Regions from separate parts of the Homo sapiens genome. Here region 1 is linked to region 2. The links are chromatin loops, found by intact Hi-C in ENCODE. Cell type or tissue: gastrocnemius medialis. All regions are shown on one strand. Each heading gives the region's core, and the rest is flanking DNA. Links, peaks and the distances in the headings are about the cores only.

The links. Hi-C counts contacts between places; a loop is a spot of excess contacts. Peaks named below come from ENCODE experiments on the same cell type or tissue, not always from the same donor. Only the 100,000 strongest peaks of a DNase experiment are listed, where the experiment ranks them.
Region 1: it touches region 2 in a loop (4-fold over the local background); 5 of 110 quality-filtered maps call a loop at or near these places.

The regions. Positions count from the first base shown.
Region 1 is chrX:10,171,853-10,176,239 of GRCh38, forward strand. All of the region lies in intron 2 of CLCN4 (chloride voltage-gated channel 4), which reads left to right. Among named protein-coding and RNA genes, the nearest start is that of CLCN4, 17 kb to the left of the region's middle. RefSeq lists an enhancer at 1,993-2,969. In gastrocnemius medialis, for the core only: no CTCF peak of the experiment used is centred there; DNase peaks (open chromatin) are centred at 1,819, 2,731 and 3,639; H3K27ac peaks cover 4,000 bases.
Region 2 is chrX:11,539,178-11,543,564 of GRCh38, forward strand. All of the region lies in intron 1 of ARHGAP6 (Rho GTPase activating protein 6), which reads right to left. Among named protein-coding and RNA genes, the nearest start is that of ARHGAP6, 120 kb to the right of the region's middle. In gastrocnemius medialis, for the core only: no CTCF peak of the experiment used is centred there; a DNase peak (open chromatin) is centred at 1,744; H3K27ac peaks cover 3,053 bases.

The DNA of each region.
Region 1 (4,387 bases), core at 289-4,288, 1.4 Mb before region 2:
CAGGGAAGGTCCTTAGAGACTCAGCGCCTGGGATTTGTATTGGGGGCTGCTCACATAGGCACCCTCTGCCTAGCACACATCAAAATTCCAGACTCCCAGAGAGAAAGCAGGCATTCAGCATAGATCACAGTATTTGGACAAAGAGTTTAGGCACAGTGAGCCACTCTTACCAGCTCTGGGAATGGTGGGAACCCTCCCAAAATACAAATTCCCAGATGCCAGCCAAGGGCCAACCTTGCAAACAGGCCTTTCTAAGGAGAGCAGTCTCAGGTCTGCTATATTACGTGTTTTCTGCACAGGTACAAAGCACATGCCTTGAAATAATCTCATTCAAGGGACAAGGGAGTAGGACATTTGAAGATGTCTGGTTTTCTCCAGACTTTGCCCCGCAAGCCTTTTCCCTCGGGAGTCAGTTCTTGAGAGTCATCGATTAATACCTATTCCCAATAATGCACTTCAGGCATGCCATGTAAGCAGAGCCACCTTCTGTGGGTCTCAAAACAATGACAGTGACCTTAGACTAAGCGATATGGTTGGAAATTAGCTAGAGCTTACTGGAAGGTTTTGAGTGATATGAGTGGGGCGCTGGCAGCATCAGATACAGTAGTTATTCTAGAAATTGGATGGGGACAACAGAGCCATGTGTATAGGGTAGTTCGCATGCCTGGGGTCGTGTGGCAGTATTGTAACTGTGAATGAAGAGACCGAGGTCAAGGCTTCGCTCTAACCTCCTTAGGTAGATGCTTCCTTCCTGTGTCTGCTCATTGGAGGAATGGGAAAGTGTGTGTGTTTGTGTGTGTGTGTGTATGTGAGAGAGAGAGAGAGGGCATGCGTGTGTGTGTGTGTGTGAGCATTGTGGGGGCAGAAAATCCTGGTACACTAGCTGTATTTTAAACTTCCACTTCTAATCTTTCAGTTCTGAGCAGCGTGAATAGGCAGATAAACAAATGTTTGCTATAGCCTCAAACATTCATGCCAGAACATTTTTTTCCCTCCTTCCACACAAGTAAATTAAGAGAACAGCGGTCTGTTGTATAATTTGAAGATGGCTATTAATTTGTGTTGGATTGCATTTCTTAAGCATGTTATGTTATTCGAGGAGCAGGAGACCCTGGAGGAGGCGCTTGTGGGGAAGCTTTGAAGCTGGAGCAGGAAGGAGTGAAATGACACAGTCTGATGACGATCACGGTAATGCAGGCCTTGCAGCCTGGCGACATTCTTCAAAGGCAACTAACTGCAAGACTGCCCTCTTCCCCTCCCCTCTCAGACATCTCCAAGACCCTGCCAACCGCCAGATGAAACCAATCTTCCTAGAGCCTCGTGTGGTGGTCTCAGGCATCGCTTGGGAGTGCCTTAGAAATTCGGCGTCTCAAATGCAGTCTTGGGCCACACCCCAGCTCTCCAGGATCAGAATCTGCCGTTTAATAAGACCCTAAGGGATGCATGGCTCATCCAAGTCGGAGTCAGATCTCACCCGAGGCCGCACATTGGCAGCACCTGGGGAGCTTTTAAAAATGCTGATGCCTGGGCGCTGCCTCAGGGACCCCGGTTTAATGACTCTGGGCGGGGCCTGCTCCTTGGGCTTTCTGAATGCTCCCACGTGGTTCGGCTGCGCACCCCGGGCTGGGAACCGTGGGGTTCCCTGGCAGTACCCTTCTGGAATTCTCCTTCCCCAGCCTCCCAGTCACGTGACTGCTTAATCTCCTCCCTCTGTGGCTCTTTCTCTGTCCTCTGCTCCTGGCTCCCCGATTTCTGAAGGCAGCCCGGTCTCTTTTCTTTCTTTGTTACCTCCTGGCCATTCTCCAAAGTGCCTCTGCGGGGGCGGGAGCTTGTGAGAAATTCGAGCCTCAGCCATGCCCCAGACCTGCTGAATCAGCACCTGCAGTTTAACCAGAAGCCCAGGGGATGCGCATGTGCATTGTCATATGAGAAGCGCTGGTCTAGGTGACGTAAGCTGGGAAAGAAACCCAGGGAATCTGCTGGAATGTAGGGAGCCTGGGCTCAGGAACTGGAAGGCGTCTGTCTGGGTCTCTGGCTTGTTTGTTTTCTAGCTGTCTCAACTTGCCACTGTGGTCATTTGGGGCTAGATCACTCTTCTCTGTGCGGGTCGTCCTGTGCATTTAGGACGCTGGGCAGCATCTCTGGCTTTTACCCACATCATGCCATAGCAATCCCCCTCCCCAGAGGTGATAACCAAGAATGTCTCCAGGCATTGTCAAGCATCCCCTGGGGGCAGAATGGTCTCTAGGGGACACTTTGGTGTCTGCCTCTGGCCTCATTCCCTCCCGCCATACACCCTTGGTAGGGTTGGTGGTTCCAAGTTAGCCACTACCGTGGAAAGAGAGACTTCCTTTCTCCCCCTCGTCCATGTGTGCGGCCCTGCATGGGTCCCACGCTCATCCCCATAGCCGGTCATTGTGCCTGGTGGTCGGGGCACTGTCATTGGCCAGATTGGGTTCTGTGCCACATCTGGGGCCAGGGGCCAGCTTTGTTAGCAATTGAAGGAGACTGGGAGAGTTCTGATGGAGGCACAAATGGCTATTTTGGACCACTCTAGCAGCCCTTTACGGACCCAAGTCCTCCGCTGACCCTTCACCCAATAACAAGCTCATTTAGCAAATATCTGTTATGTGGCAACGAACAGCTGGGCCCTGTTCCAGGGCGGGCATTTTATAAACAGTCTTCAGGACCATCCTAGGAGGTGGTCTTGTTAGCCCATATTGCAGGTGAGCAGACTGCAGCTCAGCAGGGCTGGTGACACCCATGGCAACCTGCGGAGCCCAGTTGCTCCCTAATTCCCCCCACCCTGTGCCCTGCTGTCAGCCCTACCTTTCTGTCACCCCCTTGAGCTCTTCCTCCCCTCCAGGCTGCCCTACACTGCCATATAGCTGGACGAATTGTAAAAGGAACACTGTGTCATCATGCCTCTGCTCAAGTCAGGAAAGACTGTTGCTGCTGTCATCTTTTGTCCCCTCCCCAGTCCCCTCACCTCCCTGCCCCTCAGAATACTCTCCTGACTTCTATTGTGTTTACGTCTCTACTTTTCATTGTAGATTTACCAAAGAATTCTGGTTCCTGAGCTTTGTTAATTTACTTCTGCCCGTTTTTGAACATGATGTAAACGGGATCACACAGAGTGTTTGGATGCATCCGGATTCTTTTGCTCTGTATTCTGTGTTTACTCATTGCAAGCATACTTTGGGAAGTGCTTGAGTCAAAGGGTGGGTAGATGAGAAGCCACTGAAGGTGACAGAGGAATGGCCGTGGGTCAGAGAGGGAATTACCTTGGCATTACTTGGGCAGAGCTGGAGTGGTGGGCTACGCAGTTAGGAGGTTGCGGTGACCTGGGTAGGAGCTCCAGCTTAGGGTCTGAAGGCCGTGGGGAGGATGGCAGGTGAGGCGTGGTAGGTTTGGGAGGGTTGTCCTGCCTTCTCTTTCTGACGAGGTAGGAGTTACAGGTTGGAGGAGATGGAAAAAGGGGGAAGCATTCCTCATACAGGCTTGTTGGACCAGCAGGAGCTGAACCAGCAGTCGTCTTGGGTTGCAGTGAAGCCCCCTCTGAGACTAGGGGCTCCCAGCACCAAGGAACTGGCAGCCAGCAGCCAGCAGCCACTGAGGCCAGCACCTCTCGTAATCCACAAGGTTGGAAGAAAAGCAGCTCGGTAAAGGCTGCTTGTGATGAGTCACTGGGGCTCCTGGAAAATCTGTAAGAAATGAAGCTTTTGAGATGTTTATTTTTAGCTGCCGTCTGACCATGGCCTGTCTCTGAACTTGATGTTCTTGGGCCCTCTCCTCTGGCTGTGTGTTCTAGAATTTCTGTTGTGTCCTATGCTTTTCATGGTGTCATGTGAACACTACAGGTAACTGTGATGATCTTGAACACTTTGTTAGCGCTATGGTATGATCATATTTTTATTCATGAGCCGAGGCACCCGGAATCTTGAAGCATTCGGATCACTAATTACTTGGAGAAACTTTTCTGATTGTAGGATCTCACAGAAACCTCTCTCTCTCTCTCTCCCACCCTCTCTCTCTCTTTCTCTCTCTCTCTCCCTCCCTCCCTCTCTCTCTCTCTCCCCCTCCCTCCCTCTCCCTCTCTCTCTCTCTCTCTCTCTCTCTGTGTGTGTGTGTATGTGTGTAATAGGAACTCATCTTTATTTTCCCAAAGCTTTAAGGTTGAAATGTTGATGGTGACATCCTTTAGTTGCATTGTTGGGTTTCTGGAAACTCATTCCTTCCCTTAAATAATCCTAAGGGGAATGACTGTGGCCACTTGTCTTTATATTATACTTGTCCCCGTGGGTCACGATTATTTGTTTGCTGGGTTTTGTTGGGAGGTGAGGGCCGCAAATGTGCTGGTAGCTCTGGTGCCTTGGACAGTGGCCTG
Region 2 (4,387 bases), core at 219-4,218:
TTCAACAGCATCCCTGGCCTCTACCCACTAGGTGTTACTATAGTAACATTCCCCAAGTTATGACAATCAAAAATGTCTCCAGACAATGCAATATCTTTCTTGGTTGAGAACCACTGCTATAGTTCTAACAATTTATCATTCAACTGTCTGAGAAATGAGCCATTGAGACAATTAATGCACCACCCTTCAAATGCAAATTGAGAGGACTTTGGAATATGACTGAACTTTCTTGACACCATCCCCATAACAGCTTTGTTTCATTACTGTGATTTCAACTTAAAATTGTTCCATGGATTTCAAGAAAGGTAATTTCCATGGCATTCTGCAGAGTTGCCTACCCTGCTGAATGACAGACCCGCTAACCATCCACATGGGCATAAACTCAGACACTCGAGAGTAAACAGCTTTTTCTCATCCTCTCAGGAGATGTTTCACAGAGACCCAGACCACAGCTCCCACTTCTGAACTAGCCTAAGCGATCCAACATCAGAAAATACCCACATTCAATAAATGTTAGTGGAGTGCCTAACTACGGCCTCCCACTGTTTTAGGAGGGGTTGGGAATAGAAAAAGGAATGTGACTTTATCCTCACTCTGGCAAAGGATACAGACCTCCAAATCGCCAGCCATTAAGCCTTTAGTTAAGTCTATAAACAGCTCTTTTGAACCTATTTAGAATGAAAATCAATAAGCTTAATGGAGATAACTAGCCAGAGGAGATTAATAAGCCCCTAATCTCATTGGTTATCCAGGGACAAAAAGTGAAACAAAACAAAACAAAACAAAACAAACCTCAGGCTGGGTACGGTGGCTCATGCCTGTAATCTCAGCACTTAGGGAGGCCGAGGTAGGCGGATCATGAGGTCAGGAGTTCAAGACCAGCCTGGCCAAGATGGTGAAACCCCGTCTGTACTAAAAATACAAAAATTAGCCAGGCATGGTGGCAGGCACCTGTAATCCCAGCTACTCAGGAGGCTGAGGCAGGAGAATCACTTGAACTCAGAAGGTGGAGGTTGCAGTGAGCCGAGATCACGCCACTGCACTCTAGCCTGGGTGACAGAGCAAGACTCTGTCAAAAAAGAAAAAAAGGAAAAGAAAAAAAAAAAAAAACCTCAACAAGTGCAATATTGAAAAGGTTTAAATAAGAAAAGTTACCATGAGGAGCAATACTTCAGCTTTACAGAGCAGCTAATAGGAGGAGGAGGGGGTCCCATGCTATAAGAAACCTCAAATTTCATTTGTTCGCCCAGATCTGGAATCCTCTTTTCAATAATCATGGCAAATGGTCACCTTTGGGGTAGAGAGCAGAGTTCCACAAGCAAAATTACCCATAGGACAGATAACTGTCTTTCCTTGGCCAAATAGCTGGTCATTTTGATGTCCCCCCAGCTTGAGAGAGTCTTAGATCCCTCTTTGGGATCTCCAAAGGTGACCAACTCCTACCCAGCAGCCACCAGTGGCTTTCATTGTTGAAGATGGCTTATTGGCACCAAGAAGGCTTGAGAGAATATGCAGAAAATTCTATAGAAGAACATAGTGTACTTCTGTAAAGAAGAACATGGTGAACCTTCAAATAAAGAAGGGACAAAGCAATCATAGGGCGTTGGAAGTAGTCCATAAGTGAGACTATTTAAACCAACTGATTTCTCTGGGCTGTAATTTAAGAACGGCATGGAAGTCATCTGTTACACTTACACAGACCAGGCCAGTGGGGAGCCAAACAGCTGCTGTGCACCAACCATGGCAGAAGAATTGCATTTTGTGGCCCAGTACAGCACAGCTGTGAGCAGCTTGAAAACAGCGTCCAGCTGTACTTGTCTCCTGAGTGCCTGCATGGGGCTCCACAGGCACGCAAATGTTTCTAAATGTAAGTTTTGTTATTATTCAGGTATAGTGGGGCTAACAGATCAGTAGACAATTGCCTTTGGGAAAACAGCTTGTTACACACAGTTCCCAAGAGGAGAGGCATGCCACACCACATAGGGCCACATGGGGAAGCACCAGGGCTGGTCAGGGGAAAGAGGAAGCAAGGAGAAAACATGGGCAAGAGCCTTTATTGTGGTTTGTGTGGAAAGGAATGGGTGAGGCAGGGCTAGCAGGCTTAGGATTGGCTAGCTTGAATAATTTAAGTGGACTCTGGGGTGTAGGGTCCATCTCTAGTGTCTGGTACCTGGCCTGGGGTGATTAGGGCAAGGGTTTGAGAGCCCTGTGAGAGCCCAATAAATGAGGTGGTTGGGGTATGGGCTCTGGATTGGTTGGTCCACATAGGAAAGGTATAATTCCAAGTGAGTTGTTTACCATCCCTAGGAATTAGCTAGCTCTCCCAGGGGAGGGGCAGTCCCTTCAGGATCAGCAAGGCTCTGGATATCAAATGATCAGAAATATAGAAATTAAAAAGGCTTAATTAATCCAGCAGTTAACATAGCACTCACCACTCCATCACAGGATTAACCATTCAGAGGTCTTCCCCACAAAACTGCTTGGCTTCTTACTTGTCTTTGTTGCCCAAGACTGAGCACATTTACTGATTGCTCAATAAATGTGAAATCCTAGAGCCACCACTACTAGCTGCATACCTTAGGCAAGTTACTTATCTATGCCTCAATTTCCTTATCTGTGAAATGGGGATAATAGTAATAATAACAACTACATAGGATTGATATGAGGATAACATTGATTAATATTTTTAAAATCACTGCAAACACTGTATAAGCGTTTGGTTTCAAAATGTCAGTTGAACTGGACTGAAAGCATATAACATCACATACTGAAATACAAATGCAGAGCTTTTTGTGAATGATTTCTATCTTCTAAGGTTGTGTTTGTGTTTTTCCTTACTTAGATTTAGACTGTGCATTTGGTTTTCTACAGCTGTAAATAATGGTTAGGCAAAGCCCTACTTTTTTTTTTTTTTTTTCTCACTCCCAAGAGGAGAAGACAACTCTGGTTAAATAAATCCTATTTCTCTCAGCTCATTCACTGGAAGACAATTAAATCTTAAGATTTCCAGCTGGGTGCAGTGGCTCACACCTGTAATCCCAGCACTTTGGGAGGCCAGCTGAGGTGGGCAGATCACCTGAGGTCAGGGGTTTGAAAACAGCCTGACCAACATGGTGAAACCCCATCTCTACAAAAAATTCAAAACAATTAGCCAGGTGTGGTGGTGGGTGCCTGTAATCCCAGCTACTCCGGAGGCTGAGGCAGGAGAATTGCTTGAACTCGGGTGGCAGAGGTTGGCAGTGAGCCGAGATCGCGCCACTGCACTCCAGCCTGGGTGACAAAGTGAGACACCACCTCGATAAAAAGAAAAAAAAAAGATTTTCTGGTGCCAAGAAAATAAAAAGAGAGAATTGGTGGGGAGAGGGAGTGGTCAATAGAGTCAGAAGAGGGAGAATGCGGGGGTGGAAGAAACCATCTATGGTTTATGGGTAGATCATGCCCATGCCCCTGCCCCAATCCCCTAATTTAAGCAGTATGCTCAACTTCAAGTCTGGGTTTGAGGCAATGCCTTCAGAAAGGCATGATGGAAGGGCGTAAGTGCTGACTATACTTCCTAAAAATGGGTTTATTTATTCCCCTTCCCTCTCACTTCCACCCCAAGAACACACAATCTGTCACATCTTGGATGTGAACTTAAGGCTGGTGTGAAAATATTTCTTTGAGGCTAGGAGTCTGTGAGTCCAAGTTGCAAAGTTAGAAAACCCTCCAAGCTTGACAAAATAGGCCAGGAGAGCAAACCAAAATATCAGCTAGCGCACATTAATCTACATAGCAACCACCTTACTGACCATGAGTCGACACCCAGACACTTTAGGATGCAGAGTGGGAAGGGTCTCCTTTGGGTAGGAAAAAAAATTGTATTTGGGAGTAATCAAACACAATAGCTTCACAAATGAGAGATGAAGCAATGATTTGAGAAATGGAGCAAGTGGATTTTACAAAAAATGTTGATTTATTGCAGATACCAATGGAACTTTAGGAGAGAAGGAAATTTAGATGGGGATGCTTGGGGTCCCCTTAGAGCTTCTGTTCTATGTAACCTCTCAGTTCAAATGTCCTTAGTGGCTTGATTCATTTCAAGTTTCCTTCTCTTCTGAGTCTTAGAATGTCTAACAATTATTTTGCTTTAGCAAAAAGAGGTTATTTTGTATAATTTTAGAACAATAGTTCTCAACCAGGGGCAATTTTGCCCAACAGGGGACATTCGGCAATGTCATGGGACATTTTTAGTTGTCACAATTCAGAGGGGAGGAGCATGCTACTGGCATCTAGTGGTTGGAGGCCATGGATGCTGCTAAACATCTTCAATGCATGCAACAGCCACCACCACCACCACAAAGAATTATCCAGTTCCTAATGTCAATAGTGCTGAAGTTGAGAGACCCCA